Regions from separate parts of the Homo sapiens genome. Here regions 1, 2 and 4 are each linked to region 3. The links are chromatin contacts, found by Hi-C or POLR2A ChIA-PET in ENCODE. All regions are on one chromosome and are shown on one strand. The core of a region is the stretch at or near the end of the contact, and the rest is flanking DNA. Distances in the headings are between cores, read along the strand shown. Region 1 overlaps ERC1 (ELKS/RAB6-interacting/CAST family member 1). Region 2 overlaps ERC1 (ELKS/RAB6-interacting/CAST family member 1). Region 3 holds the start of RAD52 (RAD52 DNA repair protein). Region 4 overlaps LOC101929432 (a long non-coding RNA gene).

Region 1 (4,930 bases), core at 12-2,511, 130 kb before region 3:
TAAAAATGCCCTCACTGTTAAAAAAGATTTCAGACTTTTTACAAAAGGAAAAATTATAGAACAACCTACAAATTTAGAAGTATTTTTAAAAATTATTATTTTGCTGCTTTGGGAATACGCCATTTTTTAAACCTCCTTCCTCACATTTTATTTAAAAAGGAATTATTCAGACTCATACTAACACAGATTAGGGATTTATTTTCCCCTGCCCAAAAGTGAAAATTACCTGAAGTCCAACTATATATAGAAAAGTTATTATGGCTATTAATTTTTTAATTCAATATAAGATGGTTTCTTCCTTTACGCCTTCTTAAAATGATACATTATTTAGAAAAGTAAAAAATTATCAGTAGTCACCTAGGTCAGCTAAAAATAAGTAACACTGTGTCTCTACATCACTCTCTCCAGCTATGCCTCCATGGCAGCCAATGATTTTTATCACGTATCTTTTACAGCAAGGCAACAGTTTCCATGGAAACCACAGGGCAAATATCCATTATTGCTGCCAAGGACTTTTATAAGCACACATAAGCTGAGATAACCGCTTACTCTCTTTTACTAATATTTTTAAATTAAGCAATGGTTAGCTATTCTGATTCTGGTTTTGTTGTGTTTGTTGTCTCTATGAACAGATCTAGAGATGAGTGAAAAATCAAGGAATTTTTTACCCCTTTAGCAACAAATGAACTCTCAAAATCAGGGGAGCAGGAGAGAAAAGACCCAGAAAGTCACTGAGCCAGCATACATACCAGACAATGTCATCCCATACAACAGGGCAAATCAGAACAGAAATCAGTGACGCACTTAAATACAAAGGATGAAATTCTCTTCCACCAGCACGGCAGAGCACGTAGATTCACTGGGGCCAAGATGCTGATTAATCAGTGAAAAAAAAGATAACCAACAAATCATAAAACTAAAAAAGTAGTCACATACCTCTCTCAACATACTGTTCTCTTTTTCCTTCTGCTCCAAAAGGCTTTCTAGGTGATGAACGTGCATCTCTGCCTCTGCCAGTCGTCTTGTTCTCTCATGGTCTTCCTCGGTAGCCTTGGCAGAAAGTCCTTTGCTCTGCAACATTTCCAGAAGCTTCTTAATGGATTCATCCCGAGCATTTAGGGTCTGCTTTTGAGTCTCAATACGCAGCTCCATTTCCTCCAATGTCTTTCGAAGAAGAAACAGCTCTTTGGCCTGCCGCTCATGCTCAGCATGAAGCCTCTGAAAGTTCTCCTCTGTCAGCTCTGCTACACAAGGTTCGCCAGTCCTGCTGCTACTATCCTGCTGAAACAGCTGATTCAGGTCCCTCTGGATCCGCAATTCATCCTGGAGAGCCTGGATTGTCATCTGCATGTGCTAGAACCAAGACAAAAAGAAAACCCCCAAATCAGCTTTCCTCCTCAAGTAGCAAATCAGAGCAGCCTGCAGGAATCAAAAATAGCTACAAGAAATCTGCATCTAGCAAATTAGGATTCACCTTATTCTGTTTTACAGGTCCTTAAAAAATGATTGAGATAATATGCAAAATGTCAGTAATTTAACTTCAGTTTATTCTCAACAGGAAGCAAAATAAGTATGGCACTCACTCCTCACTTTGCATAAACTACAATAAAGACACTGTTCAAAATTAATAGAAGATATTAACACGGAAACTAAATTTGAGGGAATGTGGGAAATGGGAAATCTACAGGAATATGAATACATTCTTTCAAAAAATTTCATCAAAACAGCCGGGCGTGGTGGCTCACACCTGTGTAATTCCAGCACTTTGGGAGGCCAAGGTGGGCAAATCAGCTGAGGTCAGGAGTTCAAGACCAGTCTGACCAATATGATGAAACCCTGTCTCTACTAAAATACAAAAGTTAGCCGGGCGTGGTGGCGTGTGCCTGTAATCTGAGCTACTCGGGAGGCTGAGACAGGAGAATCGCTTGAACTTGAGAGGTGGGAATTGCAGTGAGCCAAGACTGCACTCATTGCACTCCAGCCTGGGCAACAAGAGTGAAACTCTGTCTTAAAAAAAAAAAAAAAAAAAAAATTTTTTTTTTTCATCAAAAAATACAAAGGATGGCCAGGCGCGGGGGCTCACACCTATAATCCCAGCACTTTGGGAGGCCGAGGCAGGCGGATCACCAGGAGTTCAAGACCAGCCTGGCCAACATGATAAAACCCCATCTCTACTAAAAATACAAAAATTGGCCAGGCACGGTGGTTCACGCCTGTAATCCTAGCACTTTGGGAGGCCGAGTCGGGCACATCACGAGGTCAGGAGTTCAAGACCAGCCTGGCCAACGTGGTAAAACCCCGTCTCCACTAAAAATAGAAAAATTAGCCAGGCATGGTGGCACGAACCTGTAATCCCAGCTACTCAGGAGGCTGAGGCAGAAGAATTGCTTGAACTGGGAGGTGGAGTTTGCAGTAAGCCAAGATCACACCACTGCACTCCAGCCTGGGTGACAGAGCAAGGCTCCGTGTCAAAACAAACAAACAAACAAGCAAAACCGAAGGACAGCGAAATACAAAATGACTTTTAAGTATTATAAACATTAAATAATAAATATTAACATTTAACAAGTAGTTTGTATATGCCAGATTGTACCACACATTTTTTATGTTATTTAATCTTCATTATGACACATGGACTCTTTTTTTATTTTACTGTAGTAAAAACCCTTAACATGACATCTACTTTCCTAACAACTTTTAAGTGTACAATGCATTACTGCTGACTACAGGTACAATGTTATACATCAAATCTGTAGAGTTTATTCATCTCAACCAAAAGTTTATATTCCTGTTGATTAGTAACTCTCCATTTCCCCCTACCCCCGGCAACTACCATTACACACTTTGATTCTGTGAATTTGACTATTTTAGATACCCAACACATGTACTATTATTTAATTTTATAAATGAGGGCACGAGGCTTAGAGAGGTTTAAGCACTTGTCCAAGATCACAGAGTAAGTGATAGAGCTGGCATTCAAAGCAATCCTTGCAGCCCACTAAAACTAGAACCAAGAAAAAAAGAAAACTCCAAATCAGCTTTCCTCCTCTAGTAGCAAAAACAGAGCAGATTGCAGAAATCAAAACTGGTAATACCCAAAGATAATAATATAGCAAAGTTTTTTTAAGTTAGAATATGCAAAGCTTTTTATACAGGGGACGGTAACAACATGGGTGGCTAATTAAATAAAGGTGTTAATGCAGATGAACTACTAAAATGTTTGAGAGGGTAGATCTTTAGCTTCTATCCCTAAAGAAGGTACACGAACCTTTAATCTGAATGGTTATGTAAATTCCAGCACATTATACAATGAATTCCAAAAGGCTGTGACATCAAAAATCTTATTTTTAGGAATGAAGAAGCAACAATAAAAGATCATTCCTTGTATTCAAGGCCTAAGCAGTGTACCATACTGGGAAGAACACGAAACTGTGATGAGAAAACATGAGTTTCAGTTCTGACTCTCACGCTGACTAGTTATGACATTTAGACATGTCACCATCTTTCTGGGTTTCAGATCCCTCATACTTTAAATAAGGGTATAAATACCTGCATTATCCATTGAAAAAATCTTTTTTTTTTTTTGGAAATAAGGTGGCTGCTCTATTAGTTCGTTTTCACGCTGCTGATAAAGACATACCCAAAACTGGAAACAAAAAGAGGTTTAATTGGACTTACAGATCCACGTGGCTAAGGAAGCCTCAGAATCACGGTATGAGGCAAAAGGCACTTGTTTAATTGGACTTACAGTTCCACATGGCTGAGGAAGCCTCAGAATCACGGTATGAGGCAAAAGGCACTTCTTACATGGCGGCAGCAAGAGAAAATCAGGAAGAAGCAAAAGCGGAACCCCCTGATAAACCCATCAGATCTCGTGAGACTTACTCACTATCACGAGAATAGCATGGGAAAGACTGGCCCCCATGATTCAATTACCTCCTCCTATGGCCCTCCCACAACATGTGGGAATTCTGAGAGATACAATTCCAGTTGAGATTTGAATGGAGACACAGCCAAACCATATCACCTGCTAATGATTTTCAGCCTTAAAAAGGAAAGAAATTCTTACACATGCTACAACACAGATGAACCTTCAAGACGTTGTGCTAAGTGAAATAAGCCAATCACAAAAAGACAAACACTATATGTATCCATTGACATGAGGTATCTAGAGCAGTCGAATTGATAAAGAAGGAACTAGAACAGTGGTTGCCAGGACATAGGAGTGGGACAGAACGAGGAGTTATTGTTTAATGGGTATACAGTTTCAGTCTGTCAAGATGAAAAGAGTTCTGGAGATAGATGGGATATACTGAATGCCACTAAACTGTACACTTCGAAATGGTTAAGATGGTAAATTTTATGTTATATATATTTTACCATAATAAAAAAATTGGTTGGAGAGAAGATGTTGGTCATAAAATTCCACTTACGGATATTTTAGGTTAGTTCTCATTTTTCACTATTGTAAGATGCACCTTCACATATGTATCTTTACACATGAATCCACATTTTTCTTGGGAACTCTCAAAGATGGAATTGCTGGATCACAAAGTATGTACAATTGTAATTCTGATACATATTACAAATCATTTCTATATGTATCTTTGTATATCAACTTTTGTCATATTACAAATCATTTCTATCTGTATCTCTGTATATCGACTTTTGTCATATTACAAATCATTTCTATCTGTATCTCTGTATATCGACTTTTGTCATATTACAAATCATTTCTATCTGTATCTCTGTATATCGACTTTTGTCATATTACAAATCATTTCTGTCTATATCTCTGTATATCGACTTTTGTCATATTACAAATCATTTCTATCTGTATCTCTGTATATCGACTTTTGTCATATTACAAATCATTTCTATCTGTATCTCTGTATATCGACTTTTGTCATATTACAAATCATTTCTATCT
Region 2 (5,117 bases), core at 2,363-4,862, 170 kb before region 3:
CACATGTAACTGTTTTCCTTAAAGGATTTTTAAAATTTTTTAAACTCCAGGCTAGGCACAGTGGCTCACGCCTGTAATCCGAGCACTTTGGGAGGCAGAGGCAGGAGGATTGCTTGAGCTCAGGAGTCCCAGACCAGCCTAGGCAACACAGTGAGACTCTGTCTCTGCAAAAAGTTTTAAAAATTAGCCAGGTGTGGTGGCACATGCCTATAAGTCTTGGCTACTCAGGAGGCTGAGGCAGGAGAAGCGTTTGATCCCAGGAGTTCCAGGCTGCAATGAGCTATTAATATAATCATGCCACTGCACTCCAGCTTGGGTGACAGAGTAAGATTCTATCTCTAAAAATAAAAATGAAAGAAAAACTCCATGCTCCATGTTCTTTTTTCATATATACTTAATTTAGTAATCCGAGTGTTAGATCGAAGTCTGGGATAGCTGCAGAAAAGATGAAATCAACTAAGAGCAAATTATAGAAACACATGAAAACTTTCAAAGAGCTGGTATAAACTGCCTTTTACTGGGCTCTAACACTGGCAAGTTACATTGGAAAAGGTGACTCTTGTCAAGTGCCACCAGAGTAATTTTTTAAGCAATGCTAATAAATAGACATATTACATTCTTAAAATCATCCCAAATTCCAAAGAAAGTTAGCTTTCATTCTTTTATCTTTTATGATGAGATGGTTCTATTTGCGCAGTGGCCCTAGTAACTTACAGAAATAATCACTGAGACTCAGCTACTCCTGCAATGGCTAAAAACTAAAAACCATTCATGAATGACAATAAATACAATCTATTCTCTATGGTACAAGAAACCAATCACAAGCCCATCTGGGTGAGACCTGGCTAATAAGAATATTATTTGAGGGGGGTACAAAGAGAAGCATGGATTGCCAAGGGGGAAAAGTCATTTATTAGACTGTGACAAGCTTTTAAATGTTTGCATTATCATTAACCAACTGCTTGGTTCTCTGGTTTGTACACCTGCCACCTCCATCCAAAGCTATTACAGTAGCAAACTTGGAAGTGCGGCTGACCTCTAGAACACTGGCACCCTCTTCTGACCCTTTTGCTGTATTGCATGCACTCAAGCTACTGAAGTGAAAAACGATTAATAAAGCTATTACATTTTAAAATAACTTAAAGAGTGTAATTGGATTGTTTGTAACTCAAAGGATACACGATTGAGGGGATGGATACCGCCATTCTCCATAATTTATTTTCACATTGTATGCCTGTATTAAATATCTCACATACCCCATAAATATATATACCTACTATGCACCCACAAAAAATTTTTAAAATAAAGCTATAAATGAATAACTTTGCAGGTAACATTATCTAGATGATTTCATATTTATAATTCCCTGAATAAACCTAAGTTTAGCTTAATAAAAGTAAGAAAATGCAGATCATCTAAATACTATGTTCTCTTAACATCTCAACAGTATATGCATTAGTTGATTTTATTAGAAGAATTATAAAATGATAACAATGACGAATGTACAAAGACTTTACTATGTGCCAGACACTGGCAGTAAATAAACGAGTTTAATTCTAACAACAAACTTATGAGTTAAGCACTACTATTCTCTTCACCTTACAGACGTGAAAAGTGAAGTGTAAGGAAGTTGAATACGTTCCCAGGATCACGCGACTCATAGTAAGTGGTAAAGATGGAAGTCCAAACTCAGTAAACATGACTCTAGAGCCAAAGCCTTAGCCACTACTGCATCTCATGATTTTATACCCAAATATCTCTGTGAGGTAGAATGGAGCTGACATCATAACAAAATGAAACATAACTAAAATAGAAAAAGTGTAAGTTATAAGAAAAATGACAAACATGTCAGCTAAAATCTCCCATTTTTAACAAAGCCCCAAATTGTACAGATAAAAATATTACATGAAACAGTTTAGGTTCCTTCTTCATTCTTCCTTATTGGAAGATTCTTGTCTTCTAAGACTATGAGGTTTTTATTCTTTCTTTTCCTCCTCATTCCTTTTTTCCACCAAATTATGTTCTTATTTTTCTTTAAAGAAAAAAAGCTAATCTACATCATATGCTTTATGTTTCTTCTATAAAGCAAAACTACTTATCTATTCTTAAATTATCTATTTCACTGCAACCTTTAAAAAATATTTATATTAAGACAGTAAATCCACATGGTATCATCAACTCTTTCTCTTCGATCATTGAAAGTAAGATAGATAAGAATCGATCTGGGATTATTTAGCAAATACACTAAATATCTATCTGAAGTCATATACCTATCTGAAGATGGTGGATACCTAACTGAAGTCATAGCCAATAGTCTAGATCATCTTCCAAGATTTTGAAAAACACTGCCCGGGCATGGTGGCTCATGCCTGTAATCCCAGCACTTTGGGAGGCAGAGGCGGGCGGATCAAGAGGTCAGGAGTTCGAGACCAGCCTGGCCAATATGGTGAAACCCCATCTCCACTAAAAATACAAAAATTAGCCAGGCTTGGTGGCATGCGCCTATAATCCCAGCTACTCAGGAGGCTGAGGCAGGAGAATCACCTGAATCCAGGAGGCGGAGGTAGTGGTGAGCCAAGATCACGCCAAGCCAAGATCACACCACTGCACTCCAGCCTGGGCAACAGAGCGAGAGGCCATCTCAAAAAAAAAAAAAAAATTCTAAAAACACTAACTTTATTTTCAAACAGGATATGAAGACACATTGTCTAATAATCTGTGGTTTAAAATTAGACTATCTAGAACTTTAACAGATTCCAGTTTCCTATATACAGTTATTCATAATATCACAACTTAAAGACACTTAAATGTACTCCAAACACAGTGTAACCAAGCTCATTGTCATTCATGACTAGAAAATTCACCAGGGGTTGAACTGAAGCTTCTAAATCAATGATTTCTCTTTTACAATTATCCTTTTATTTTTAATACTGTCAGAGTATACTTTGAAGTACAGACTTGGCAAAAGTTTAAAGAATTAAAAACATAAACTGCACCTGTTTTAACTTGTTAGATCTAAGAACAACTGAAATAAGATGGTTACATTTTAGCACAGTGACTGATCACGCTGCTGAAGAATTAATCATAACATTACTCATATTTCCCAATTCTAAACATAACAAAAACAGCACAGGTAACGCTTATGAAAAGGTGCCAAGAAACCAACTCCCCACAAATCCCAGAATTGTTTCTACCTCAGTCTGCAGGATGGCAGCCCTCTGCTCCTTAGCAGTCAAGGACTCCTTCAACACTTCAATGTGCTGTTTACTATCTGAGAACTGGTTTGTGAGTGTTTCTAGCTTTGTCTGCAGGGCGAGTAGTTCTGTGTCCTTTCTGGACAGCTCCTGTTTCACCTGGCCAATCTAGAAAAGAAGTAAAACACTTTAAGGAAAAAAGAAATAAAACAAACACCTCTTATCTGTATCTTTCACAGATCTGAGTCACAAAATATGAAACTAAATGCAGCACGAACTGTGTGATAGGTCATATTCATCTTTTTGCATGACATAACCTTGGATCTCCCCAACCCTGAGCCAAAAAAAACCACTAAACTTATTCAACCAATAGGGAAATGTCCAGTTTTCATTTATTGTGTCTTCTAAATATTCTTTGAAACCTCTTAGAAAGGGAATGGAGGGAAAGGAAATTCCAATTCAATTAGATGACTATGAGACAGCAGTAAGCAACTGAACACCACTGTACTGATGAAATGGTTTTCATTTTTCTAGGTGAGACCTCTTCAGAACATGATGGATCAAATGCAGGATGAGTGCAGATATAACAAAAAAGGTTTTAGAAACCTCCTAGTACTATTTAAAATTCAAAATCTGCTGCTGTTGTGCTAATTTTTCACTGTTATCTTTTTCATTCTCAAAAGTTTGCATAAAATTCTTATCTTAAAAAGCCACTTTTAATGTTATACATAACATGGTTTTGTAAAATCCTATAATTTGATGTTATGTGTATTGATTAATTTCTCTCTTAACATTGAAAGTATTTTCTTTCTAACACCTTCTTTACATTCCTGTTTTCTAAGAATTTTAAAAATAGTTTTTTACCCTAAATGGAAGCCATGTAAACAGAAATTACATCTCCTTTTAAATTATGTCTACCACCTAACAAGGAACTAAAAAAGATACTAATTATTGGAAGTATACATTTGACAAGTCAGTAATTTCGGTGTCACTGATGAAACAAAAAGTTATCTTTTCATTTTCAAAAACTTGAATGTATCTAAAGTATTGTAATTGTAATAATCTTAGGTATAAGGGATAAAGCTTTTGAGAACAATTTCCCATGAAGAAATAAATTTCACATTAATTAAAATTAGACCTTTGAGGAACACCAAAAATAAATTTCCAATTTAGCCTTCTGTTTCAAAAAAGATTAAGTATTTTTCTCATATGCATAAAATCTCTTTTTAGAGATATAGTTATTCATTCATTCAACAAATATTTCTGTATGCTTATTGTATACAAAGTACCTGAGGATACTAAAAACATCAGTGGAAGATAATTTTAAACGGTGGCTATATTCATCCTGCAAAATAGTATGTACCCAAGAGTTAGCACACACTGTAACAACGTGGAGTCTTTTATGATATCCCTTCACCAATAAAAACAACCCATTAACACTATTCCATTCCCTAACACACTGATTGTAACAAAAACACATTTGTTGTATGAATGAATATTTTGGGGGATGTTCAAAGTGTTACCATTTTCTCAGCTAAAGAACTATGACTAAGATTATTCAAATTTCCAGCTACCTCCAATCACGTGGTCAAAAATAAATATAAAAATCTGTTTCGTCATCATCTGCATTATTAAGTAAGCTTCAAATAATGCTATATTGACCTTAAAGACTAAGAAAGAAAAGAAAATATTTTAAATGAAAAGCAGGGTTTAGGCCGGGTGCAGTGGCTCACGCCTGTAATCATTGCACTTTGGAAGGCCGAGGCGGGTGGATCACAAGGTCAGGAGATCAAGACCATCCTGGCCAACATAGTGAAACCCATCTCTACTAAAAATACAAAAATCAGCTGGGCATGGTGGCGCATGCCTGTAATCCCAGCTACTCAGGAGGCTGAGGCAGGAGAATCGCTTGAACCAGGGAGT
Region 3 (5,010 bases), core at 1,994-4,493:
CTCCCCTTCCCCTCCCTTCCCTTCTCTTCCGTTCCCTTTCTTTTGAGACAGAGTTTTGTTCTTGTCGCCCAGGCTCAAGTGCAATGACTATATCTCGGCTCACTGCAAACTCCACCTTCCAGGTTCAAGCAATTCTCCTGCCTCAGCCTCCCAAGTAGCTGGGATTACAGGCACCCACCACCATGCCCAGCTAATTTTTGTATTTTTAGTAGAGACGGGGTTTTACCGTGTTGGCCAGGCTGATCTCGAACTGGCCAGGCTGGTCAAGGCGATCCTCTCGTCTTGACCTCCCAAAGTGTTGGGAGGTGTGAGGCACCGAACCCAGCCTGTTTTCTTATAACAGCAATTATATTGAAGAGGGTCTATCCTGAATTGAGTATGACCTCATCCTACTTGATTACATCTACAAAGACCCCTCTCTAATTAAGGTCACATTCACAAGTACTGGAGGTTATAATTTCTACCTGTCTTTTTGAGGAACACAATTCAACCCACAACAAAGAATAGCAGGAACTATTTTTAAAATGTAGTTTTTAGAGCTGAGCATGGTGGTGAGCACCTGTAGTCCCAGCTACTCAGGAGGCTGAGGCAGGAGGATTGCTTGAGCCCTGGAGTTTAAGACAAGCCTGAGAAACATAGTAAGAACCCCTCTCTAAAAAAAATTTTTTTAATTAGCCAGGCATAGTGTCATGCACCTGCAGTTCCAGCACTTTGGGAGGCCAAGGTGGGAGAATTGCTTGAGGCTAGGAGTTCAAGACCAGCCTGAGCAACATAGCAAGACCCTGCCTCCACCAAAAAAATGTTTTTTTACTTAGCTGGGCATGTAGCCTCTGTAATCCTAGCTACTTAGGAGACTGAAGCAGGAGGATCACTTGAGCCCAGGCATTTGAGGTTATAGCGAGCTATGACCGTGCCACTGCACCATAGCCTGGGCAGCAGAGTGAGGTGCTGTCTCTTAGAAAAAAAAGTTTTTCATAAAAAAAAAGAAAACAATATAATATATACAATAACATGCAGGTAGGTAACTTTAAAATACATTTACCCCAAAAATTATGTTTCAGAATTTATAAAATTCAGCTAAAGGAGTTCTTAGAGGAAAATTTATAGTTTAATAGTTTAAATGCCTTTACTTAAAACAAAAAAAGGTTAAAATCATAAGAAACAAAAAGAAAGAAAAGTAAAGTAAACCTAAAGTGAGCAGAAGAAAGGAAGTGATGAAGATAACAATGAAAATCAGTGAAACAAACAAATGGAAAAACAATTGTAGTAATTAATAAAACCATGAGCTGGTTCTTTGAAAAGACAGGTAAAATTAATAAACATCTAGCTGGACTAGTGAAAAAAGGAGAGGACACAAATTACCAAAATCAGAAATGAAAGGACACAACAAAGAAAACAACAGAGTGAGAGAAAATATTTGCAAACCATATATCCAATAAGGGGTTACTATCCTATTCTAAATATGTGAAGAAAGCAAACAACTCATAGCAAAATCAGATCACACGACTAAAAAGGGGGCAAAGGGCACCAGGTGCACTGGTTTACACCTGTAATCCCAGTGCTTTGGAAGGCTGAGACAGGAGAATTGCTTGAGGCCAGGAGTTGTGAAAAGCCTGGACAACATAGAAAGACCTTGTCTCTACAAAAAAATTTTAGATTAGCCAGGTGTGGTGACATATGCTTGTAGTCCCAGCTACCTGGGAAGCTGAGGTGGGAGGATCACTTGAGCCCAGGAGTTAGAGGTTGCAGTGAGCCATGATTGCAGCACTGCAGTACAGTCTGGGCAACAGCTTGATAGCTTGAGACCCTGACTCTTTAAAAAAAAAATCATTTATCAAAAGATGACATACAAATGATCAACAGGTTCATAAAAATGCTCAATATTGGCTGGGCACAGTGGCTCACACCTGTAATCCCAGCACTTTGGGAGGCTGAGGTGAGCAGATCACCTGAGGTTGGGAGTTCGAGACCAGCCTGACCAACATGGAGAAACCCTGTCTCTACTAAAAATTCCCCAGAGGCTGGGGAATAAGGGGCTGGGGGAGATAATGGGGAGATGAAGATGTTGGTCTCAGGGTACAAAGTTAACAGTTAAACAGGAGGAATACAATTTTGAGATTTATTGCACAGCATAGTGACTATAGTTAATAATAATTTATTGTATATTTCAAAATTTCTAAGAGAGTAAGTTGAAAATATCTCGCCACAAAAAGAATGATAAGTGGGCTAGGTGCAGTGGCTCATACCTGTAATCCTAGCACTTTGGGAGGCTGAGGCAAGAGGATCACTTGAGGCGAGGAGTTCAAGACCAGCCTGGGCAACATAGCAAGACCCTGTCGCTACAAAAACTTTTTTTTTTTTTTTTGAGACGGAGCCTCGCTCTGTCGCCCAGGCTGGAGTGCAGTGGGGCGATCTCGGCTCACTGCAGGCTCCGTCCCCCGGGGTTCACGCCATTCTCCTACCTCAGCCTCCCGAGTAGCTGGGACTACAGGCGCCCGCCACCACGCCCGGCTAATTTTTTGTATTTTTAGTAGAGACAGGGTTTCGCCATGTTGCCCAGGCTGGTCTCGAACTCCTGACCTCGTGATCAGCCCGCCTCGGCGTCCCAAAGTGGTGGGATTACAGGCCTGAGCCACCACGCCCGGCCCCAGGGGACATTCTAGAGGGGACTTCGCCCCCCAAGCCGCACTTCTCCATTTCCCTGCGGTCGTCGCTAACCGAAGGCGCCATCCGGTGACGACTGGATGTGCGCGGCGGTGGTGAGAGGCCGCGAGAACCACCAGGTCCACCGCTGCCTCGGCCCGGGCGGAATCTGGGAAGGTCTCTGACAACCATTCATCCTCAGATTTTCCCAATTGTGCATGGGTGGGCGGGCCCCGCATCCTAATGGGCACTGGGCATGTGAAGTGTGAACCACCCGGGCCTAACTAGCCGCTGAAGGCCTGACGAAACCGCCAGGCCCACCAGGGGGCAGCAGAGATCCGACGGCCGCGGACCGAGGGAAGCTGGCGGGAAGTAGGAGGCAGAGGGCGCGCAGGGAAGCGGCAGGGCGAGCGGCTCAGAACGTAAAAGCCAGCACCGCGCCTCCAGGTTGCTTTACGGCTGCCGCAGAAGGCTTTGCGGCTCTTTTCCCCTCCGACTTGATTTACGGTTCCTTCTCTGGTCTGTGTTTTTTTTTTTCCCCCTCCGGCGCTGGGCGTGGGTTCGGACCTTCTTCCCAGAGACGCTCGCGCACCCTTCCCATTCTCCTCTGCGCGGCCTCCATCTAAGATCTCTTCCCCTTGTCCATAGCCTAGATCGAGCTCCCTGTGTGCACCGCGCGCTGCCCGAGGCGCGTAAGTGGGGGAGGAGAGCGGCTTCCCCCGGGGTGGTTCTAGCCGTGGGTGTGGAGCGTGGGAAGGCTCAGCTTCCGGGTCGAGAACCTGGGGCTGCGGTGGACCTGATCCTGAGGTCTCAGCGTAGAGATGCTGAGTCCAGAGGCCTGTTCTAGTTCACCAGTGCAGTGAGGGGCTCAGTATCCGGGCCTCCCGAGAGGTGGGTAGGAAGGCGGGGTACAGGAAACTTGGCACCAACGCGCCGGGACCCCACCGCGGTGCGGACAGCCAGGTGTCCGTGGTGGCGCTTCCTTGGAGATGCTGCCTGCAGACAGGCGTGGGGAATCTGAAGTTTGTGTTAATAGCTAAACGAAGTTGAGTTGCAGGGAGCGGGGGACGCTGGGAAGAAATGATTGATTTAAAAGGAATTTGACGCCGGGCATGGTGGCGGCATGCCCCCATGTTCCCTGGAGGTCAAGCCTGCAGTGAGCCGAGATCGCACCCGTACCACGACACTCCGTCCCGGGCGACAGAGCGAGACCCTGTCACGGGGGAAAAAATAAAAATAAAAATTTGACGCTCACTTTAGCTGAGTATTGAGCCTTGTTATAACATTGAGATAGAGGTCTGGCGCGGCGTCTCACACCTGTAATCCCAGAACTTTGGAAGGCCGATGCGGGAGGATCGCTTGAGGCCAGGAGTTCTACGCCAGCCTGGCTAACATAGCGAAACCCCGTCTCTACTAAAAATACAAAACTAGGCAGGCCTGGTGGCGGGCGCCTGTAATCCCCGCTACTCGGGAGGCGGAGGCATGAGAATCGCTTGAACCCAGTAGGCAGGTGTGCCGGTAAGCCGACATCGCACCACTGCACTCCAGCCTGGGGGACAGAGCGAGAATCCATCCAAAAAAAAAAAAGTTATAATTCACGTACAATTAAATTCACTCCCTTTTTTAAAAAAAAGTGGAGACATAGTCTCGCTCTGTTGCCCAGGCTGGAGTACAGTGGCGCCGTCTCGGCTCACTGCAACGTCCGCCTCCTGGGTTCAAGCGATTCTTTGCTTCAGCCTCTCAAGTAGCTGGAATTACAGGCGCATACCACCACACCCAGCTACTTTGTATTTTTCACCATGTTGGTTAGGCTGGTCTCGAACTCCTCGCCCTTCCAAAGTTCAGGGATTACAGGTGTGAGCCACCACACCCAGTCTAAATTCACCCTTTTAAAGTGTGCAATTCAGTGGTTTTAATATATTCACAAGGTTGTGCAATCACCACTATTATCTAATTCCAGAACATTTTTATCATCCCTAAAAGAAACCTTAAAACCATTAGCAGACACCCATTATTTCCTCCTACTCCCAGCAGCACTAATCTATGAATTTACCCATTCTCAGTACTGTATTATACAATATTTGTTCTTTTGTGTTTGGTTTATTTCACTTCATGATTCAAAGTCCATCTATGTTGTATGTAGCATGTATCAACTTCATTTTTTAAATAACTGAATTATTTATTGTGTGGATATACCACATTTTGTTTCTCCATTTTTGATGGATACTGGTGATTTTCTAGGCTTTCTAGGTCTAGTCCTCCACAGAACTCGCAGTCTGAGGCACAGACATTTAAAACTTAAGTTTTTGGAAACTAGCATTTAACTCTTGGGTTGGGTCAGGTAATTCAGTGGCCTCAGGTCTGGTA
Region 4 (4,957 bases), core at 519-3,018, 230 kb after region 3:
TTTCACTCTCGTTGCCCAGACAGGAGTGCAATGGCACAATCTCGGTTCACTGCAACCTCTGCCTCCCGGGTTCAAGCAATTCTCCTGCCTCAGCCTCCCAAGTAGCTGGGATTACAGGCATCTGCCACCACGACCGGCTGATCTTGTACTTTTAGTAGAGACGGGGTTTCTCCATGTTGGCCAGGCTGGTCTTGAACTCCCGACCTCAGGTGATCCACCCGCCTTGGCTTCCCAAAGTGCTGGGATCACAGGTGTGAGCCACTGCGCCTGGCCCTCTATTTTCTTTCTTGTTTCCATGCTCTTCCATCCACTCCTCTGTTCGTTCACCCGTTCGTTCACATTTAGCACATAAGAGTGATCCTACTAAGATGTAAGCTAGAACCATGGCAGCCTCTGCTCGTAGCCCGGCACTGGCATCTCACCTTGCTCAGAGGAAAAACCAAAGGCAAAGGCATTACAATGGCCGACTTAGGCTTCACGTGATCTGTCCACCATTCTCACTACCTGTGACCTCATCTCCAGCTTCTTTCCCTGTCATTGACTCACTCCACCACACTGGCCTCCTTGCTGTCTCCTTCATGCCTGGAATGCTCTTACCTCAGATGGCCACATATTCTCACCTCCTTAAGTTCTTGATGCAAATATCACCACCTCAGTGGTTAGGAAGAGTGTATAAATAGAGAAGAGATAGGGGCTATGGCCCAGCCCAGTGGCTCAGGTCTGTAATCCCAGCACTTTGGGAGGCTGAGGCAGGCGGATCACCTGAGGTCAGGAGTTCAAGACCAGCCTGACCAACATGGTGAAACCCCATCTCTACTAAAAATACCAAAAAAAAAAAAATTAGCTGTATGCAGTGGCGCACACCTATAGTCCCAGCTACTTGGGAGGCTGAGGCTGGAGAATCGCTTCAACCTGGGAGGTGGAGGTTTCAGTGAGCAGAGATCGCCCCACTGCACTCCAGCCTGGGTGATAGAGCCGGACTCCATCTCAAAAAAAAAAAAGGGATCAGGGCTCTAGGTGATATGGTTTGGCTCTGTGTCCCCACCCAAATCTAATCTCAAATTGTAATCCCCACGTGTGGAGGAAGGGACCTGGTGGGAGGTGATTGGATCATCGGGACCGTTTCCCCAAGCTGTTTTGTGATAGTGTGTGAGTTCTCAGGAGATCTGATGGTTTTAGAAGAGGCAGTTTTCCCTGTGCTCTCTCTCTCTCTCTCTTTCCTGCCACCCTGTGAAGAGGTCTCTCCTTCCCCTTTGCCCTCCACCATGATTGTAAGTTTCCTGAGGCCTCCTCAGCCATGCAGAACTGTGAGTCAATTCAACCTCTTTTGTTTATAGATTACCCAGTCTCAGGCTGAAAACGGACTAATACACTAGGACTGAGTCCTGTATGGTTTAGTTACTTCATCTATCACACTATTAGAGTTTGTGTAGAACACAAGGGCCCTGCAAAAGAGAACAAAGGGAACAACCAGAGACCTAAAGAGTAAAACAAGGAGGTTGTGGGGTCATTGAAGCCGAGAAAGGAGCTTGAAGAAAAAGAGAGTTCCCAGCTATGGCGAATGTTGCTGAGAGGTCCAGTAGTAGAAATGAGTGGAGATTCATAGGTTCAAGCAACAAGCAAGCTATATATTGTTGAGAAACATGACAAAATCCATTTTTCAGCAAAGGGATGGGAACAGAAGCAAGGTAGCGTAACCGAGTATTCACAGTTTTTTCTAAGAGATATTTTAATTATTTTTTTCTCTCTCTCTTCTTTTCTCACTTCCTTGGTTCTTCATTTCCTACTTGTCTTTTAGAAATGCAAATATGTGGCTCAGGCCTGTAATCCCAGCACTTTGGGAGGCCGAGGCGGGCGGATCACGAGGTCAGGAGATCGAGACCACGGTGAAACCCCGTCTCTACTAAAAATACAAAAAAAAAAAAAATTAGCCGGGCGTGGTGGCGGGCGCCTGTAGTCCCAGCTACTCAAGAGGCTGAGGCAGGAGAACGGCGTGAACCCGGGAGGCGGAACTTAAGAGTGAGCCGAGATGGCACCACTGCACTCCAGCCTGGGCGACAGCAAGACTCCGTCTCAAAAAAAAAAAAAAAAAAAAGAAATGCAAATGTAGCCTTTTACTTCCCCTTCACCAGACACTCCCTACAGGGCAAGTTCTTCTAACTGTGCTTCCAGACTGAACTCTCCTCGAGAGTTAACAGTCCATTTGCCGACCGAAGTATGCCCACAATGGAACTCTCACCCTCCAGGAGGCTGCTAGAGAGATAGCAGTCAAAAAGCACGCCCACTGCTCTCTCCCACTTGGAGAGTTTTCAGCCTAGTAAGATGCCAGCAGTCACCAGCTCGGCTGCCCAGTAGACAAGGCCCTGCCTTGCTTGCTCTCTCCCACTTGGAGAGTTTTCAGCCTAGTAAGATGCCAGCAGTCACCAGCTCGGCTGCCCAGTAGATAAGGCCCTGCCTTGCTTGCTCTCTCCCCTGACTTTTAAAAGTGCCTGCTTTCTGCTCCAAAAGAGAAGTGCACATTTAAAGGCAGGATGCCTGTGCCTCTTCCCCTAAGCCAGCTTTGGAAATAAATCACTTTCTTTCCACCAGACCTCACTCTCGTTAATTGAACTCCGCGAGCAGAGTGACTGACTCGCACTTCAGTCACGGCAGGAACAGGAGGAAGGGGAATGGAAGGCGAAGGAGTAGTGTGTGAAGACTTAACTCTCCCGAGAAGGTTGCCTCTGAAGAGATCAGAGACAAGGAAGGCTCCTGGAGAGAGACGAGAAGTCAAAGAGGACAAAAGCATGTAAATAGTGGTAGATGGAGTGAAGTTAAAGACACAGGAAAGGGAAGGGATAATCAAAGAAGCCAAGTCCTTGAGAAGGTGACAGGAGATGACATCAGGGACACAGGTGCAGGAAGAGAAAGATTTATCACAAAGTCAATGAAGCCAAAGACTTAGGGCTCCTCACTTGCATGGGCCTGTCAACACTTACATTTTATTTATAATTTTATATTCTTTTTCTTTCTTTCTTTTTTCTTTTTTTTGAGATGGTCGCCCAGGCTGGAGCACAGTGGCGCAATCTCGGCTCACTGCAAGCTCCGCCTCCCGGGTTCACACCATTCTCGTGCCTCAGCCTCCTGACTAGGTGGGACTACAGGTGCCGGCCACCACGCCTGGCTAATTTTTCGTATTTTTAGTAGAGACGGGGTTTCACTGTGTTAGCCAGGATGGTCTCGATCTCCTGACCTCGTGATCCAACCGCCTCGGCCTCCCAAAGAGTTGGGATTGGCATGAGCCACTGAGCCCAGCCATAATTTTATATTCTTTTTCTTAAAGAGGCCCCTCGAGTTATGTAGGTTTCAGGACCCCACAAAACATGGTTCTGTCGCTGTGTGGAGGGACTGACCTTTGATAGGAAGAGAGATGCCCCAGTGTTTCTTAAACTTGAGTGATGACAGTAAAGCAACCCCAAAAAGTCTAACCAATAGAGAAATAGAGGAACCCCAGGCATTGGTGTCCCTGTGTTTGAGAACCACTTGTCTGCTTGAGACATTTACACACCTGATTGGGAACCACGAGACCTGAGGTCTATGCCTGGCTTTACCTGTACCATGTAAAGGGCTGGCTTCCTGGGCAAGCGACATATGCAGGGCCAGAGTTCCCATCTCCGCTGTCACTGTCTTCAAATTCCTCGTAGTAATTGAACAAGGGGTCCCACATTTTCCTTTTGTGAATGGAAATTCTGTAAATGGGCCCTGTAAATTCTGTAACTGTTCCTGGTCAAACATTATGATTTAGTCGTCTTATTTTGTGACCTTGGGCAAGATACTTGACTTAAAAAAAAAAAAATTGAGCTGGCCGGGTGCGGTGGCTCACGCCTGTAATCCCACCACTTTGGGAAGCCAGGGCGGGTGGATCTTCTGAGGTCAGGAGTTCGAGACCAGCCTGGCCAACATGGTGAAACCCTGTCTCTACTAAAGATACAAAAACTTAGCCAGGTGCAGTGGCACGCTCCTGTAATCCCAGCTACTTGGGAGGCTAAGGCAGGAGAATTGCTTGAATCCAGGAGGTGAAGGTTGCAGTGAGCCGAGATCACACCATTGCACTTCAGTCTGGGCAACAGGGTGAGACTCCGTCTCAAATAAAAAAAATTAGCCGGGCTTGGTAGTACACGCCTATAATCCCAGCTACTCAGGAGGCTGAGGCAGGAGAATCACTTGAACCTGGGAGGCGGAGGTTGCAGTGAGCCACTTCATTCCAGCCTGGGCGACAGAGTGAGACTCCGTCTCAAAAAAAAAAAATTGGTCTATGTCTGGGTGTGGTGGCTCACCCCTCTAATCCCAGCACTTTGCGGGGCCAAGTCAGGAGGATCACTTGAGCCCAGGAGTTTGAGACCAGTCTGAGCAACACAGTAAGACCCCCTCTCTACAAATAATTTAAAAGTTAGCCAGGCACGGTGGCACATGCTTGTGGTGCCAGCTACTTAGGAGACTGAGGTTGGGGGATGGCTTGAGCCTGGGAGGTTGAGGCTGCAGTGAGCTGTGATTACACCACCTCACTCTAGCCTGGGCAACAGAGCAAGACCCTATCTCAAAAAAAAAATTGATGCCAGGCACAGTGGCTCATGCCTGTAATCCCAGCACTTTGGGAGGCTGAGGCGGGAGGATCACAAGGTCAGGAGATCAAGGCCAGCCTGGCCAACATGGTGAAACCCCATCTCTACTAAAAATACAAAAATTAGCAGGGCGTGGTGGCACACGCCTGTAGTCCCAGCTACTCAGGAGGCTGAGGCAGGAGAATCACTTGAATGCAGGAGGCAGAGGTTGCAGTGAGCCGAGATGGCGCCACTGCAGTCCAACCTGGCGACAGAGAGAGACTCCATCTCAAAAAAAAAAAAAAAATTGCAATATCATTAACATACCATAAATACTTGAGTTATTTGTGCCTCAGTTTCCTCATCTTCAAGAAACC

What was found. A loop is a pair of places that touch in the nucleus more often than their neighbours do. ChIA-PET counts read pairs that join two places held with the same protein, here RNA polymerase II (POLR2A). Pooled maps may share reads with other maps.
Region 1: a loop to region 3 is called in a map of heart right ventricle, with 4 times the contacts of the local background. The contact joins the enhancer-like site here to the promoter of RAD52 in region 3. A Hi-C loop is called at or near these places in 50 of 168 maps with a recorded cell type or tissue (A673, CD4-positive, alpha-beta T cell, CD4-positive, alpha-beta memory T cell and 32 more), 35 of 37 single-sample maps with no recorded cell type and 45 of 50 pooled maps. POLR2A ChIA-PET finds 5 or more read pairs at or near these places in 16 of 52 experiments (A549, AG04450, BJ and 11 more).
Region 2: POLR2A ChIA-PET joins it to region 3 with 15 read pairs in MCF 10A. The contact joins the enhancer-like site here to the promoter of RAD52 in region 3. A Hi-C loop is called at or near these places in 1 of 50 pooled maps. POLR2A ChIA-PET finds 5 or more read pairs at or near these places in 7 of 52 experiments (A549, AG04450, H1 and 4 more).
Region 4: a pooled map shows a loop between it and region 3 (5-fold over the local background). The contact joins the enhancer-like site here to the promoter of RAD52 in region 3. A Hi-C loop is called at or near these places in 1 of 37 single-sample maps with no recorded cell type and 7 of 50 pooled maps. POLR2A ChIA-PET finds 5 or more read pairs at or near these places in 1 of 52 experiments (H1).

The regions. Positions count from the first base shown.
Region 1 is chr12:1,079,587-1,084,516 of GRCh38, reverse strand. ERC1 (ELKS/RAB6-interacting/CAST family member 1) reads right to left here. Exons shown (of 19, transcript NM_178040.4): 3 at 937-1,353. Among named protein-coding and RNA genes, the nearest start is that of ERC1, 91 kb to the right of the region's middle. Within about 2 kb of position 1,261, at least 8 of the 41 ENCODE cell types and tissues checked have a DNase peak (open chromatin) inside an H3K27ac peak, as active enhancers do; they include A673, ascending aorta, dorsolateral prefrontal cortex and 1 more, where a contact is called at or near this core.
Region 2 is chr12:1,114,111-1,119,227 of GRCh38, reverse strand. ERC1 (ELKS/RAB6-interacting/CAST family member 1) reads right to left here. Exons shown (of 19, transcript NM_178040.4): 7 at 3,195-3,362. It overlaps LOC124902857 (a long non-coding RNA gene), which reads left to right. Exons shown (of 3, transcript XR_007063157.1): 2 at 1,606-1,662; 3 at 3,729-3,814. Among named protein-coding and RNA genes, the nearest start is that of ERC1, 130 kb to the right of the region's middle. RefSeq lists an enhancer at 2,629-3,828. Within about 2 kb of position 3,612, at least 6 of the 41 ENCODE cell types and tissues checked have a DNase peak (open chromatin) inside an H3K27ac peak, as active enhancers do; they include PC-3, where a contact is called at or near this core.
Region 3 is chr12:947,927-952,936 of GRCh38, reverse strand. It overlaps RAD52 (RAD52 DNA repair protein), which reads left to right and starts at 3,243. Exons shown (of 12, transcript NM_134424.4): 1 at 3,243-3,335. RefSeq lists enhancers at 3,021-3,290, 2,754-3,412, 3,841-3,920, 3,413-4,071.
Region 4 is chr12:716,877-721,833 of GRCh38, reverse strand. All of the region lies in intron 2 of LOC101929432 (a long non-coding RNA gene), which reads right to left. Among named protein-coding and RNA genes, the nearest start is that of LINC02455, 2.7 kb to the right of the region's middle. RefSeq lists an enhancer at 2,365-2,414 and a cis regulatory region at 4,920-4,957. Within about 2 kb of position 1,768, at least 2 of the 41 ENCODE cell types and tissues checked have a DNase peak (open chromatin) inside an H3K27ac peak, as active enhancers do.